Linked DNA regions of Mus musculus: region 1 is linked to region 2. A link is a loop called in an ENCODE intact Hi-C map of the cell type or tissue named here. Cell type or tissue: left cerebral cortex. All regions are shown on one strand.

What was found. Peaks named below come from ENCODE experiments on the same cell type or tissue, not always from the same donor. Only the 100,000 strongest peaks of a DNase experiment are listed, where the experiment ranks them.
Region 1: it touches region 2 in a loop (11-fold over the local background); 35 of 42 quality-filtered maps call a loop at or near these places.

Annotation. Positions count from the first base shown.
Region 1 is chr2:146,411,062-146,419,061 of GRCm38, reverse strand. It overlaps Ralgapa2 (Ral GTPase activating protein, alpha subunit 2 (catalytic)), which reads left to right. Exons shown (of 41, transcript NM_001033348.3): 17 at 6,194-6,328; 18 at 6,903-7,016. Among named protein-coding and RNA genes, the nearest start is that of Ralgapa2, 97 kb to the left of the region's middle. In left cerebral cortex, CTCF peaks have their summits at 3,833 (motif pointing right) and 4,398 (motif pointing left); DNase peaks (open chromatin) are centred at 3,859 and 4,197; H3K27ac peaks cover 270 bases.
Region 2 is chr2:145,953,508-145,961,507 of GRCm38, reverse strand. All of the region lies in intron 6 of Cfap61 (cilia and flagella associated protein 61), which reads right to left. Among named protein-coding and RNA genes, the nearest start is that of Cfap61, 23 kb to the right of the region's middle. In left cerebral cortex, a CTCF peak has its summit at 3,877 (motif pointing left); a DNase peak (open chromatin) is centred at 3,844.

The DNA of each region.
Region 1 (8,000 bases), 460 kb before region 2:
AATATAAAAAGATAGGTTTCATGTATATCAAATAAAATGTATAACTGAGTCATATATTTATGAGCTTTGGGGATATCTTGTATACTAAATGCTAAATGATTAGCTTTTAAATACACTCGGCTCTCAGTAAATCAATTTCTGAATTATTTATGATGTAATAGAAAAATTTCTGTCTTGGACCAGATTTTCCTTTTCTCACTGTGGTCTTTGTATGTGTATCCTTTAGGAAGAGATACTAATGTGTTGATAATGTAATAATGATGATGCTGAGCAAGCAACCAGACATCATTCTGATGCTCTCTGATACACAGCAGCAAAAGGAAGCATTCTTAAATGAAACTAGTTCTTTTTGTGGAATAACCATTCTAAGTCATCAGTGTTTGGCTGCAAGGTTGGCTGTATTTAGAGACTGTGATTTAGTTCTCTCATTTTATTGATTTCTTTAAAGCCTAAAATGGCTTCCTTTAAATGTTTGGGGGAACGCAGCACCTTAAGAACTTAGAAGTGGAAAAAGCTCTTGATGTGCTCTGATATAATGTTACTTTATCTCTCCTGGAAGCTAAGCGAAGCCAGTCTATCAGCAACTGTGTCCACCTCTCTGAGGCTTTGCCTGCTACTAAAAGCGTCCCGCTCCTCCTCCATACCGTGAGCGCTCTCTTACCTGGTCTCTCTTACTCCTCTTGCTCTCACAGGCTGTCAGGTACTGTACTGTTGTCTCATGTGTCCGTCCACACCCCCTGGCTTCTCCCTCCTGCCACCCCCAGTCACACTCAGAAGGTGTCTGTTGCACTTGTGCTAAATTTCAAAAAATATTAATTGTTGTTTTTGTGTAGTTCATGTTTAGTAGCTATTAGGTAGTCAAAAATTCTACAATCCTGCTAGTTATCAGATTCATGGCTGTAATAGAGATTTTAATTAAAAAAAAAACAAAAACAAAAAACACTAACCAGTGCTAATTTTCAAAACATTTGTTCTTAGACTTCACCCAGTTAATTCAACTGGATTAAGTTTATGTGTATTTTTTTCTCTAGCACAGCAATGTGAATAGAGTTAGTAATAATCTATTGTATATCTTGTAATGGCCTGAGTAGGGCATTTTGAATGAGCTTGTCACGTAAATGAGAGGGTAATAGGTACATGAGTTATCCTGCTCCAATGTCACTTCTCCCACATTGTCCATGCATCAAGATGCCACACTGTGTCCTACCACTGTGTGTAATCACTGTTGTGCCAGTTACAAAGGAGGGTGTTGTAATACCAAAAATTAGTTTTCTCATGTTTTGCCTAGTCACTTCTCAAAGGGAATTTATTTTATGTGTTGAATAATTAAATCTACAAAGAGATATTTTTCAGTGATTTTAAGGTGAATTATATCTTAAGAGGGAAATGTTTTCATGTTCCTTTTATGTTCTGAATATAGATATAGATTAAGATGTTTTCAGTACTGGAGATAGTGTGAGTACAGTTTCTATAGCTCAGACACTGTAGCACCATTGTAGTTTGGCAAAATAAAATCAAAGCTGAAGTAAAATACCATGAGGAAAGAAGTTAGTTTTAACTGAGAATGGGGACTATAATGTTGCTTAGAAACTCTCTTTAGTAAACACTGAGTGTGAAAACAGTGAGGCTGCTGGCATCGGAGGGGGACTCTCAGGTGAGTGGCTGCTGAGCAGTAAATGCTTGCGGATCAGCTTGTCCAGGAAAGGCATCTTCTTAGAGGTGATGAATGAGGCATTGGAAAGAATTTGCTAGGTATTTGGCTAATTGACACCAAAAAGAAATCTTTAATGTAAAAAGTTTTATTTCTTTCTCTATTTTATTTCCGTACTGTTACATTTAAGTTTTTTTTACTTGTTTTTCTGGAATATGTTCTCAGAAAAAAAAAATTCTTCCTATTAATATCTCTTCATTTGTAAAAGTTTTGTTCTTATTCAGAGTTATATTTTCATTCACTCAAATTCTTCGTGTGTGTGTGTGTGTGTGTGTGTGTGTGTGTACATGGCACCAGCAGAAATTGAGTGACTTTCTGCAGTGACTCTCAACTAGGAATGATTTGGCAACATCTGGAGACATTTTTGGTTGTCTGGTAGGTAGAAGCCAGAGATCCTACTCAATATCCTCACTGGAAGCAGCCTAGACCAGAAGATGGTCAGACCTAAGGATCTATTGTGCAGATGGGCAAATAGCCCTGTAAAGTGGAGCAGGCTGGAGCAGGTCTGTGTCTCCCTATCTCTGCCATCTTCACTGATTTTATAGCAGGGTGACTTTAAGGACAAACTGCTACTGCCATTTGATGTGACAGGTACAGTAATGAGTGCCTTCTCAGTCTGACTCCAGGTGTGCTTTATTAGTTAGTGTGATACCATTGTCCTTTGTGACTGTCCCGTGAGTAGACTAGGCTGAGAGAAGTGAGTAGCCATTCTACTTGGCTGGTAATTTGCAGCATGGTTTGTGTTCTGATGTACCTCTGAGTGGATGGCGATCTACTGCTAAGCTGCAGCTAAATGATAAGTAAGTCATTTCAGTTCTCCTTCTTGCTGGCTACAAGTTGAGGTTTTTTGTTTTTTGCTTTTCTTTTAGTTTCACTGTGTCAGTGGTTGCTAGTTTTGTTTTTATTATGGCAGAAGTCTTTGTTTTGGTTTCTAATCTGTGTGAGTCAACCCACCAGAATTGTAATAATAGAAGCAATGGTAGTAGATCTGGAGGTGTGGGAAGCAAATGGTGTTTAAATTTGGGGAGAGTCAAAATGACCCACTTCCATTAATATGAGTAGGGAGAAATCTGTGCACCTTGGGAGTAGTTGTGACAGCTGGGGAGTCCCCTCTCTTTTTCTTGAAAACAGTCCCTCCCGCTTGTCTTGCAGTGTTACTTTTTTCTCTGTTGGGACATTTATCAGTCTGTAGCATTTGCATGCTATGCAAGGGTAGATTTTTCTTTTTTCTTTTGGGAATGTTGTAATGGTTATAACTAGCAGATAGACTGTCTTCCTTTATCCCAGTATATGGGACCTAAGGGGAGGCCTTGCTGAGCTGCCTCTCTGTCTTTCCACAAGCTCCATGGAAGTTCTTCCAGTTAGGACCTGGACTAACTTACTCTCAGGAAGCAGGACCTTGTGGACATGGAGAGTGCTAAATGGAAAGCATCTCCTGGGCTTTTGTGAGATCAAGTTGGTATCACCAGTGGTATTTTTTAAACTAGGACCTTACATTCTAATTGTGCTTGTGCATCCTTGCATGAGGGATAAATGGAACATAGAATTTTTGCTTATTTAATAAGATGAAATAAGGAAGTCTGTAATTAAAGAGTGAATGAAAAGTAGACAGACATCTGGAGAAAATAGAAGTTAGCTGCAGAACATACACATTTACTTCAGTCATGCTGACTCTTCTCAGTGGGGGTAAAAGCCACGAATCCTTATGATCATTTTGCTGATGGTTTTAGTGGAGCTTTAGAAAACAGTGGGTTAGGAATGGTGTTGAGAAACTACATCCTCAAGAGACAGGAAAGTTAGTGCTTTTGATCGAGTGTTATTAGACTTCACAGAGGATAAATGAACTGAGTCTGAGGCAGAATTCTGTTCTTCAAAGTGATTTAAACAAAAATTGTGTGACATTTAAAACAGGATGCATCAAATCTAAATTTATTGCACAATTGTTTTGTAACTCAGATGTCATTTTTTTTGTTTGTTTGAAAGGAAATCCTGTGTCTTTACATTTTACATCAGTAGGAAAATCATTTTCATTAGTTAAAAAAAAAAAAGCCACTCAGATGGACACAGTAGAATGGGAGCAGCCTCAGCCCAACATGAACTTTCTTCAACAACATCGTGCCAGCAGAGGGAGCCCGAGACCCATTAGGAAGGAAAAGGTGTTAAACCATCATTCTCCTGTCCCTTGTATAGAGCTCTCGCTGAATACAGTGTAACACACAGCAAGGAATGTGGCTGTTCCTTTCCTTCCGCTTCTCTCGCCCATTCTTCCATTCCTGCCATTTCCAGTTCTTTCTGCAGGCTTGGATTTTCTCCATCTGAGAAGTCCCTCTTAACAGTTTTGCAAAAACAAAGCCTTAAAAGATGTATTAGGCCTGCCTTTTGGGAAGGCAGACAGCTGGTGGTAGCAGGCTCTGTGTCCTCCGTCTGCTGTGCTGAGGACCAGTGGGGACACTCTAATTTGGAAGCCATGGTGCTGTGGCTGTGTTGCATCCCACCAGATGGCGATGTTCTTTATCTTTACAAAGATGCTGCCAGAGTTGGCTCAGTTCTTATTTACTTCTGCTCAGAACTCAGAAACTGGCATCCACCAGTATTTGGCACCAGGCTTCAGAGAAAAGAAAAAAAACCCTCTCTTCCCTCTGTCCACAATTATTTTTGGCCAATTATTTTTCAGGAAGTTTGGAAGCTCTTGGGCTCCCTCTACTGATACAGGAATGACAAATAGAGTAGTATCATTTCACCATCTTGTGATATAGAGTAAGAAGATAACCGGAAGGCCTGGCCCTAGAGTGTAGGGACCTGGGGCTAAATATTCTAGCAGACCTGTGAAAAGAGCCTAGTCTTTGCTTTGTATGGGTAGACTGCAGTGTGTGCATAAGCCTTGTGTGACTTCTATGGAAAAATACTCAAGAGAAGGCAAAGATGACCTGAGAAAGATGAGACTGCCCCTTCATGCCATATTGGCCTGTCTTTTTTCTCAGGTTCCCATTATCATCCATCTTTAAACTATGGTCTAGTTGGAACTTTGATTCATAATGACGACTCACACAAAGCTCATAGTTTTGAGGCCTTGTAATGTACTAGTGTAGTAGAAAATGGAATTTTCATTTGGGTAGAAAAAAGCAGAGCAGCAATCATTTGTGGAAATCTCAGAGTCATCCTGTGTTCACACATCTCCTCGGCTGGAGTGAACCTTTACTGTGGCTTATATGCAGGTGGGAGGACTTCACATGGGGTGAGCATCACCCATTGGCAGTGACTCTCCATTTCAGCTGAGCAACCAGGTGACATAGTCAGTGTAGCTAATACAGACAGAGCTTGGGAGCTCTCTGTTTAAAATGTAGTAAGGCTCTAACTGATTTATTTTTTTCATTTTTGGAAAACATGGTGACATGGGATATGAAGTTGTTTTTTTCTACCTCATCAGTGAGTTTGGAGCTGAGCAGTGGCTTTGCATGCAGGATGTAGAACAAGAGGTATACATGCTTGGGGCAGCATGGGCATGACAGGCAGAGAACAGGGCTGAGATTAGCAGAGGGGAGTGTGGAGCAGGAGGAAGAAGGAAGCAGGTGCCAAGAGGATCAGTGTTGCTGAGGCTACAGAGAGTGGGAACTCCTGCACTGTGAGTAGGGATCGGTATGTGAGGTAGGGGTGACACAGTGCAGGTGAGCACAGAGTTGAGTGATGGTAGACAGTCACACCTTCATTAAAATGAGGGGCCTCTCTGACAGCCATGTAGAAAATAGCAAACAGAAGGAGCCAGTGACTAGTTATCAGACTACTCAAATGACCTAGGCAGAAGGTGATACAATCCTGGGGCTGGGAGTGGAAGGGGAGGGGGTAGGGTTCCATGACTGGTTCTAAAAGATTCAAATGAACTGTGCACTTTAGAAATGGCTACAAGGGGACCCATTCTCCAAGGGAGTAGAGGATGTAAAGTATTAGCAAGGTTATCTAATGTTGAGTGCTCATCTTTGGCTTTCCACTTTATACCATGTAGATGATGTTTGTGCTTAGTGACTAGTTCAGCTTTGTACATTGTAATCTGAGTATTAACTAGCACTTTACTTTGCACATTGTACATTATCTATTAGAAGAGCTGGTCCAGTTGGGATTCCTGTTTCCTTTCATCTTAGTTTAGTGTTGTGCTCTCCTCAAGTATTACTTATTTATCTATGCACTTCCTACACGGCTGAGTCTTTCCTTCCTGCTGGGAGATTTCAAATGACTCAGAGTTATCATTTTCTCTTGCTCCCTTCCTTCACCTGGAAAACAAAAGGTTAACTAGAATTAAGAAAAACTCCCTCACGGCGTGGAGTGTTACTGATAAGGAGCAGGAAGTTGGATGATGTGCACGCAGATCACCTTACGGTCTAGTTTCTAAAGAGAAATCTGAAACTTAGGGTTTGAAATCAGTTAAGTGTGAAATGGTCTGGATAGTCTCCACCCCCAGTCCTGGGTGTTTTGTGTTAATGCTTTCAGAAGTGGAGGAGTTCCAGCAGGCAGAGAGCACCGCCGCAGCCGACTGTGACTATCTTGTGGTAGGACAGCAGCAGGTGCCCCGGAGCAGCAGCACCTCTGACATCACTGAGCGCTTGTACTCAGACTCCTCTCAAGGTATGTATGTGGAAGCTTCGGTTGCTTGCTTAACTGGTGGATTAATTGTGAGGACAGGGTCTCCCTCTTTTTCTGTGGCAGGCCCAAGACTCAGTTTGTTGACTAGGCTGACCTCGAACTTGCAGGTCCCTCCTGTCTCTGCCTCCCAAGTACAGAGACTAATTGTGACTGAGTCCTCAGTTATTAGTACAAAGCCATAGGTTTTGTCTTGGGATGGGGATAAGCAGCAGGTAGTATTGCTTATTACATTTATTCTAAATGAGACAGAGAGAGAGAGAGAGAGAGAGAGAGAGAGAGAAGGGGAGGGAGGGAGGGAGGGAGGGAGGAAGGAAGGAAGGAAGGAAGGAAAGGAAGGAAGGAAGGAAGGAAGGAAGGAAGGAAGGTAGGTAGGTAGGTAGTAGGTGTATGTGTTGCTAGTGTGTATATGTGCGAGTCTGGAGTCCAAAGGTTGACTTGTGTTATCTTTCCTTGATGACTTCCATCGTATTCATTTATTTAGAGGTGAAACGTTTTGCTGATCTTTGAAAGCTTACCAGTGAGCTCTAAAGAAGCTCTTGTCTCTGCCCTGCCCCAGGTTACAGCCCCATGTTGCCTCATCCTGCTTTTTCCACGACTTCTGGGGATCAGAGCTCTGGTCCTCATGCTTGCACAGCTGGCCCTTTACCTTTGAGCCGTCTCCCCAGTGCAGGTATTTACCTTTTGATTTGACCTTAAGAATGTGACTTCTGGAAGTGAAACTGGGTTGCTATTCAATAGCCTGGGATCTAGAGAGGAGTCGGAAGTGACTGGAATAGGAGGGATAGAGAGTTCCCAGAGGAAAGACACTAAGTAAGGCCTGAGGCAGAAAGAAAGCATGAGAGGCAGGGGGTCCGGGCTATGGGAAGAGCTGGAGGGGTTGGAATGGGAACGAAAGCTGGTCAGCTGTGTGCAGGGTTATTAGCTGCTCACAGACCCCACTGAGGTGGGAAGGCGCCCTTTTAGAGCACACTCTAAAAGGTTTCTCTAGCTTTCTGCGGCAACAGGGTGTGGAAGGTGAGGAGACAGTCAGTCGTTACTGAAGCTGCAGACAGTGCTAGTGTATCTTACAGTGAAAAAACAAATCTCAGTGGGCACAGTGTCTGTGAATGCGCCAGCCATTCCACTCTAGTCCCATGAGTCAGTCAGAAAACAGCCTGTCTTGTTTGTCACCGGTTCTCCTGTGTCTTCTGATAGTAGAGTTAGCAGATGAGGGGGGAAAACTTTCCTTAGAAACTCCCCTGAAATAAGATATTGTAACAAAGATAAAGATGAGAAAATATGTTATCTGAAAACTTTCTGTTCTTTCAAGTGTTTTGTGTTGATCATTAGGAACATGAATATATATGTTGTGGTAGAATACTTGCCTAGTATACAGGAAGCCCTGAGTTTAATTTTGGACTATCAGGAGAAACAAACAATGAAAAAAAGTTGCCTTAAATATTTGGGAGAATGCACCAGTTTCTTGGGGCTTTCCTCTAAGACAAAATTTTAATCCTTTAAAGTTTTAACAAAGTTTACCTGAGAGAAGAGAAGCTCCAGTGGTCTAGTGTGCAGGGCAGTGTGCTTCCTTCCCGAAGAGCTCACACAGCATTGCTTGCTTGTCTAAGGGATTCCATTGGCCCAGGCTGGCCCTGAACTTGCAGCCGATTCCCCA
Region 2 (8,000 bases):
CTGGCATGCACAATCCCCATCACCACCTGGGCTACAAAACAAAAACATCAGCTGAGTATGGTGATGCACACCTTTCATCTTGGCACTCGGGAGGTAAAGGCAAGCTGAGCTCTGTGAGTTCAAGGGCAGCCTGGACTACATAGTGAGCCCCAGGTCAGCCAGGAATATACAGTGAGACCCCTGACTCAAAACAAAAACAAAACAAACAAAAAGCCCCAGCGACTCAGACCTCAGAGCTAAGAAGAGACCTATACCAAATACCAAACAGTCAAATAGCAAAGGGAAAGGCATACATAAGAGCTGGAAGATGAACCCTGGTCAACACGCCTTGCAGATTCCCAGGAAGAGATGCTACTGAGGACGTAGCTCAATGCAAAACCCTCCTCCTTCTCCTTCTGCAGCGGCCTGCTGAGAAGCCTGCAAAGGTACTTCACTGTCAAGACTTAGTTTTCTCAGTTAAGAAAGGAGTGGGGTGAGAACCCTGAGAGCTCGCAGTGAGGTGGCAGCAAGGATGTGCTGTAGCCGGCTCCCTGCACCATGGCAGCCTCTCAGCAAGTGTTTGTTCTCTGTGTGAGGCCTCACACCCTCAGCAAAGAAAGAACCTAGAACACTCTATTCCCTTCCCTCTTAACCTGCAAAAAAGGGCTTCTCTCTACAAGAGGCTTTTTTTCCTGTAAAAAGAATCCTGGATGATACTGTTCCGAAAAAAAAATAACATTTTTTAAAAAAGAAAGTAGCCTCTAGTTCCATTTTTAGAGCATTTTACCAAAATTTAAGGTTCTACCAATGCATATTCATATGTTATTTTTCATGACTGGAAAAAATAATTTAATTTTCTAATCATTTTTAAGTGGCATGGTGGTTTGAAGAAGAATGGGCCCAGAGATTCATAGATTTGGATCTTAGTCACCAGGGAGTGGCACTACTTGAGGAGGATTAGGAGGTGTGGCCTGGTTGGAGTAGATGTGTCACTGGGCGATTGGAAGTTTAAAACTGGCATGGAAATTTCAAGAAGCTCCTGCTATGCTCAGTGCTGCTGTTTCTGCCTGTAGCTCTCAGCTCCTCACCAGCACCATGCCTGCCATGCCTGCCACCACGCTACATGCCATGTTGGTAATGGACTAAGCCTCTGAAACTAGAAGCAAGCCCCCAGCTAAATGTTTTCCTTTATAAGAACTGCCATGGTCGTGGTGACTCTTCACAGCAATAGAGTACTAACTAAGGCAAGTGGATTAAGACAGCTATCAATGTAAGAAAGCCAAGTACACAGTTAATACAAAGTATTCCTCTAGGCCAGGAGTCTGAACCCAGAGCCTGATTCAGTGCACAGCTCAACCCTCCTCAGAGACGCTCCTTGCAGTAGACGGCAGTTAGCACAGAAACACAACTGGTCAGTGTACAGAGCACAGCTGACATCAGAAGGCTCTGCCCCAAATGGAATATCTGTGTTCTATCTCTTCCCTCGAGGCTCAGGGATCTCTGTGGAAGTGCTGTCAGAAAGACTGTAAAAGCCAGAAGTGGGAGGTGACTTCAAGAGAGCAGCGATTTTCAGACACAAGACAAATGTACATATATCAACTCATGAAGATTGTAAGGGCATGCGTAAGACCTACACAAGGTTTGCAGGACAAAAATCCCAGCCATAGGAGAGAGAAAGTGGGCACAAAGTCCCTCCCCTAGCTGAGGAGCTAGCTTCACTCAACTGCAGCTGGGGTGCCAGGGTGGGGGGCAGTATCAGTTTTCTTCAACGAGTGAGACTCCTGGGGAAAGCCTCACACCCAGGAGTAGTCAGCCAACATAAACTAGACAACTAGGCTGAAAGGGGGGAGGAGGAGGGAGGGAGCGAGGGAGAGAGAATACAAGAGTTGGGTAAGAGTTGCAGGAGAGAAATGGATATGATCAAAATAGACTATGTGAAATTCTCAAAGAATAAATGAAACCATTTTTTTTTAAAGTTTGAGACTGAGTATGGTGGTGTATGACTTTAAGCCCAGCACAGGGTAGCATATGGGGACAGCAGACAGATTTCCATGAGTTCCAAGCCACCCTGGTCTACATAGTGAGTTAGAGGACAGTCAATGCTACATAATGAATTCCTGTCTCAAAAACAAAACAGAAGAAAAAAATAATTTGAGATGGTGATGTTAACTACATTGATGTACATAGATTTGATCATTATATAGTGTATATTTATATATGTACTTAATAAAATTGTAGCTCTGAGTTTTCATGAGTGTGTATATGTGTGTGTGTTTGTAAATGTTTCATACGGCGAAGAAACACATATTCATAATCTTAAACTAAAACAAATAATACTCAATATTAAAATCAGGAATAAAGATCTGGAGAGACAGCGAGCCCTGAGCCTAGCCGTGAACCTTCCACTGCACATAACAAAGCTGTCCAAAATCGGACCTTAATAGCAACTCTCCTGGGAAAAAAACAAGAAGCAAACATCCAAAGCTTGGAGTTCTGAACACTGTCCCTTAAGCCCGTCTCCAAAATGGATAGAGGAACTTGCTCAACATACTAAATGCATTCCTTGGGGTAATCGATAATTTAAGATCTTGCATCATCCTTAGCGCTAATGATAATGGATGACATCAGCCTCAAAGTCTCAAATGGCATATGACAAAGGCCTGCCTCACAGAAAGAACACCTCGGCTAAGGAGAACCATCCATGCAGCAAAATCTCCAAGAGCCAGCACTCTAAAGCTGTGAGCACTGCCTACCGGGGTCAGACGAGAGGACAGCCCCGTCTCACTGTGAGCGAGGGTGGCAAGTTTACTGGGCGCCCCACCCTGCCATTTGCAGGGTGTATCCCATCCCCATGGTGATGACCAATCTGGGGTTAATAACTCCATCAGCACAAAGAAGACTAGAAACAGAGTTCTGAAAAGCAGCCATTCCTTTGTATGTTCATTCAGAGTGCTGCTTGGGTGGAGAATTCATGTGCTGGTCAGCGCTATCAACTATAAAATACTTTACTTTTAGGAGAACAGAAGGTCTAGCCCAGACAGACTTGTTCTCTTTTTGGGCACTCAAGTGTCCATCAGACCCTGAAAAACATGCCAGATCCCCACCCCCCCCCAAAAAAAATGGAGCTGAATTCAAGCCTTACAACCAATAGGCTGGCAAAGATACTCACTTGGCAATTTGTGTATCTTTCAAACTTAGGGCGTGGCAAAACTAAGAATGCCCTGTGTGGTGGCTCTAACCAGCCTTCCGGAAGACGAACATATTCATCCTTCACTATGTCACCTCGCCAGGAGGTACATGGTGGCACCCTAGAGCCCAAGAACTCTTCTTAGCAACCCGGTCAAGCCTCTTGGTGACAGTTTCGCAGACTGCTTCATGGCTGCAACATCTTGTCCTTTCTCTATAACCAGCATTCTAGAGGGAAGGCACAGGCTGGCTTCCCTTGAGGCAGAGAGATGTGTGTAACACAGGCTGCTAGCCAGGTCACTGTGCAAATCCTCAGGTGGGAAATATTACCCCAGCTCGGCGAGAACAGCACAAAGGCAGCCTGCATGTCCAAGAAACGTCCCAGACCCTTCTGCTGGCCTCAAAGCTTCTTCTTTATCTAAAGAGGCTGCACTCTCCAGTTAGACTTAAAAATATACTATTAAAAGAAGTTGCTACTTTAAATGTCACAAATACATTTTACTGTAGTGTATTTGAAAAAAAAAAGGAAGAATCCAATTTAGTTCTAAAGAATACAGCTTGCTTTGTCACATCATGCTTTCATCAAGAACAGTGTCTCAACATAGGACAGGGCAACATAAAAGTTGTTGCCAACTATATGTTTCTTTTTCATCCTCTTGCAGCGGAGGCGGGAGAAGTACCCTTTCCTTTCCAAGATCTCTTGTGCCCTCTAGTGGTCTTCTTATGGAAATTAACTTCCATCCTTTACATGGTCCTTTCTAGAACTTTAAAACTGGTGTTTAGAGTCAGTTAACTTCGGATCATTGGAAAATGTGATCTTTTTAAGTGAGGTGGATTTTAAAATTCCAGACGTTCTGAGTGATTAGAAGGGCTTCAAAGCATGCAGCAGGCCATGTAAGTTCCCATCATCCAGACCGCTGGGGTCCATGTGCCAATCTTGACAAAGGCAATCTACAGCTCCTGGAGGACTGTCCACCAAACCATGTCTGGCAGGGGGACTGGTGACAAATTTCCCGGGGCACAAGAAAAGCCCCGGCTAAATGCTGTAATTGTTCTACATTTCCTTTTAAAATGGGCCTGGATCCTCTTAACTTAGAGGTCAAAACATCAAATCCCCAGGAGCTGCTTAGAAGTCAAACTGGAAAAAAGCGTGAGACCATCAAATGTCTCGTAAAACTAACTTCTGGGGCTGGAGGGGTGGCTCAGTGGTTAGGAGTGCTGGCTGCTCTCCCAGAGGACCCGGGTTCAATTCCCAGCAACTACACCATTGCTCACCACCATCTGGAACTCCAGCTCCAGTGGACCCAATGCCTTCTTCTGGTACCAGGTATGCACATGGTGCAGGGACATACATTCAGAACTTTGTCTATTAAAAAGTAACTGCCTCAGGAAATGAAAGGTAGGTCTTTGTTGTTGTTTGGGTTTTTTGGTTTGGTTTCGTTTGGTTGGGTTTGTGTAACAACCCTGGCTTTCATGGAACTTAATTTGTGGGCCAAGCTGGCCTTGAGAAAGGTCGTTTTTAAAAACAAAACAAAACAAAAAAGCTTGTTTTAAATGTTTTCTTTTTGCCTTTTAAAGGTTAAAGTCTTAAATTTGTATTAATACAAATGATACACACTTGTGAGATGTGTGTGATGATTTTGGTACAAGTGTGCAACTGTAACAATCAAATCTGAACACATCTTTATCTCCTAAAACATTTACAGAGCTCCTGATTTCCTCTCTCCTGATAAAGAAAATTTTCATCTATTTGAGTCCACATGATTAACTGTAGTCATCTTTAAATAGGCAGGATGCCAGGCAGGAAACCTCAAGCTACTTCACAACACTACCAGACAGCATATAACCCTTCTCTTGACTTAGTCTTCCTTAAACCCACAAGGACCCGGAAAAGAAACCCCTCTACCACCACCGCTCCAAGGCCAAGCCAGTCTTTCTAAGCCGGGAACATCTCACGTCCACCACCGAAGATTAATTGAGCACACTGTAGTTTTTAAAGGTGTGTCCAGTAGCAGCTTTGCTTTGTTTCCAACATAATGAAAGACAGGGAAGAGTAACTTCCTTAATTAGTGTCTGAGTAGAAGGGCAGATTACAGCATCGTTTTCCACGCGGCTAAATCAAAGAGACAGGAGAAGGGATTACGGTGTTCATTCATTTGGTTCTGAATATGTTGCTAGTTAAATAGCGGAGGGCTAATTACATCCCCAAACCCTTCCCTGGTTTACTGTCTTAAGAACTGTGTTCATCACCATTAATTATCAGTGCAAGTGGCTACTGATGAAACAGATGTCAAATGTGGAGAAAATAAGAGTAATGTGGTGGCTTAAGAGGCGTGCGGCCACGCCTACTCCACCACGCTGTGCAATAATGCCTTTGTGTTTCTAGTGCTCTTAAGGGGGTAGGGTCCACACAAAGTTTCAAGATTTTAGACCCACAAGTTCTAAAACTCCAATCTGTTCATTTTGGATAGGGGGTTTTAAAAACGTTACATTTCTTTTTTTTTTTCTTTAATTTATTTATTTAATACATGTGAGTACACTGTAGCTGTCTTCAGACACTCCAGAAGAGGGAGTCAGATCTCATTACAGATGGTTGTGAGCCACCATGTGGCTGCTGGGATTTGAACTCAGGACCTTTGGAAGAGCAGTCAGTGCTCTTAACCGCCGAGCCATCTCTCCAGCCCTACATTTCTATACCTTCTTCAGGCAAAAGCATTGTCTGTGTCACTGTCTCCACCTGAACTCACTACTGTGCCCTCCTCTTATTGCATATGCCCCCTCCTCGTCTCTTTACACTGGGACAACATCCCCCTTGGGATTTGGTCCTTCGGATTTTCTGTGGTGTGAGCAAACAGAACAGTTAAGCCATCAAAGGCTGATGATCACGACAAGTTATCTAAAGGTTTATTTCTAGCTTTGTGGGCCCCCACTGGAAGGCCATAGCCCATGCTACAAAGTCTTAAGAGAGGAAAATGGGAAAAAAGAAAGAAAGAAAAGGAGAGGATGAGAAGCCAAGGGAGAAATTGAGATGGGATAGGAACTATCGATTGCTGTAATTGAGGGTTAGTACTATCAACTTGACAATATCTCTAGCATCATTGAAAGGTAACTCTCTGGTCACAGCTGTGAGAGACTATCCAGGTTAGGTTAGTCTCTGGACACAGCTGGAGAAGGTTATCTTGATTATATTTATGGAGGTAGGAAGCCCTGCCCACAGTGGGTGGCACCATTCCCTAACTGGGATCCTGGATTGTATAAACCTAGAAAGAGAGCCAGGCAGTAACAGGAGTTCCTGCTGTCTTCTGTTACAGTGTAACCACTGCTTCAAGCCCCTGCTGCCTTACTTTGCCACGCCTGGCTGTAGTCTTCAACTGTGAACTAGAAGGATCTTTTCCCCTTAATTTGCTTTGTCAGGGTATTTTATCACAGCTGCCTAGGAGCCAGGTGCTAGACTGAGGACAGCTTTTGTCTTTTCTCCTGTTTACCTATATCCTCAACAGGAGGGAGGGTACCAGGGAGTATGTCCACAAAGAAATTACCTTACTAAAAGGAATAAAAAATGGATCATTTTGATAGGCTGCTCGTGTGCATGGCACTTTGAGCACTGTATTTATAAACAACTTTTCTAATGGAAAAAAAAATGTCTTGGAGAACATGAGTAAGTCTTACTATTCCTCTGGAAAATGATAATTCATAATATCCAAATGAGTATACTAACTATATGTAAAAAACAAAACAAACAAACAAACAAAAACAAAAACCAAACAACAAGAACTTTGGAGGGCCAGTAAGAAGGCACAGCGAGCAACGATGCTTGCTGACAACCCAGAGTTCAATCCCTGGCAAGATCAAGACTCTGATCTTGGTTCGGATTTTTATCTGAGTTTCACAGTTCTTTGCAAAACTCGAGCCTGAATTCAGGACCTTGCACACAGCAAGCAGGCAGTCTGCCTGCCGGTGCATTTTGCTGTTGTTTGTGCAGGAAGTATTTTGATTGAATCCTTGGATGCTGAACAGATATGGGGTGGGGGTGGGGCGTGAGGGAGGTCAACAGCACTTGCATGTGTACCGAGCTATAAATAATTCTAATCCCTAAATCTGAGAATAATATTAACTAAGAGAAACCACCCTTCAAATAGATAGTAAAAATGGCAGGGAAAAACTGAGAGCTTTAAAAATAAAATTAAGATAAAGTTATAATAACTATTATATTTCCTAAAATATCCTAAAATTTTCATTTATGGGAATTTCTCATTTTAAGAAATAACCAAAACCGCCAATTTGTGAATATGTTATCAATAAAATGTCCTTAAAGAAGGTGACTTCCTGAACAGCTAAGGGTGTCCCTGCCCAGGGGCCTGCCCTTCCTGCCACACATGAAAAAGCAAGCAGCCATACCCTCCTATCTATCGGCCTGGTGACAGCCATTCCAGGGACTTCCTGCCTCCGCACCTTTGCCCACTCTCTCCTTTGGTTGAATTGTGATTCATCCCCCTCCCCGCTCCCCAGACAAATTCAAGGGGTCACCTTGTTTGTGAAGTCTTTTATTTCTTTTAAGTTATTTATTTTTTCAGGGAGGCATGGTAAGATATCAGAAGGTGCATGATCTTCAGAATATAGTTTGATGAGCTTGGACAACTGCACATGTCCCCCACCAATGCACTCTCACGGCCAACTGCCCCCTGCACGATTCCTGCTTGCCCCCTCACAGTCTCACATTCGGTTGGATCATAGGTACCACTAACCTGATTTCTACAGACTAGCTTTATGGGTTGTATACATCGTAAGACTGAGGTAATCAGCACATATATTTTTTTCCCTCTATCTCCCTTCCT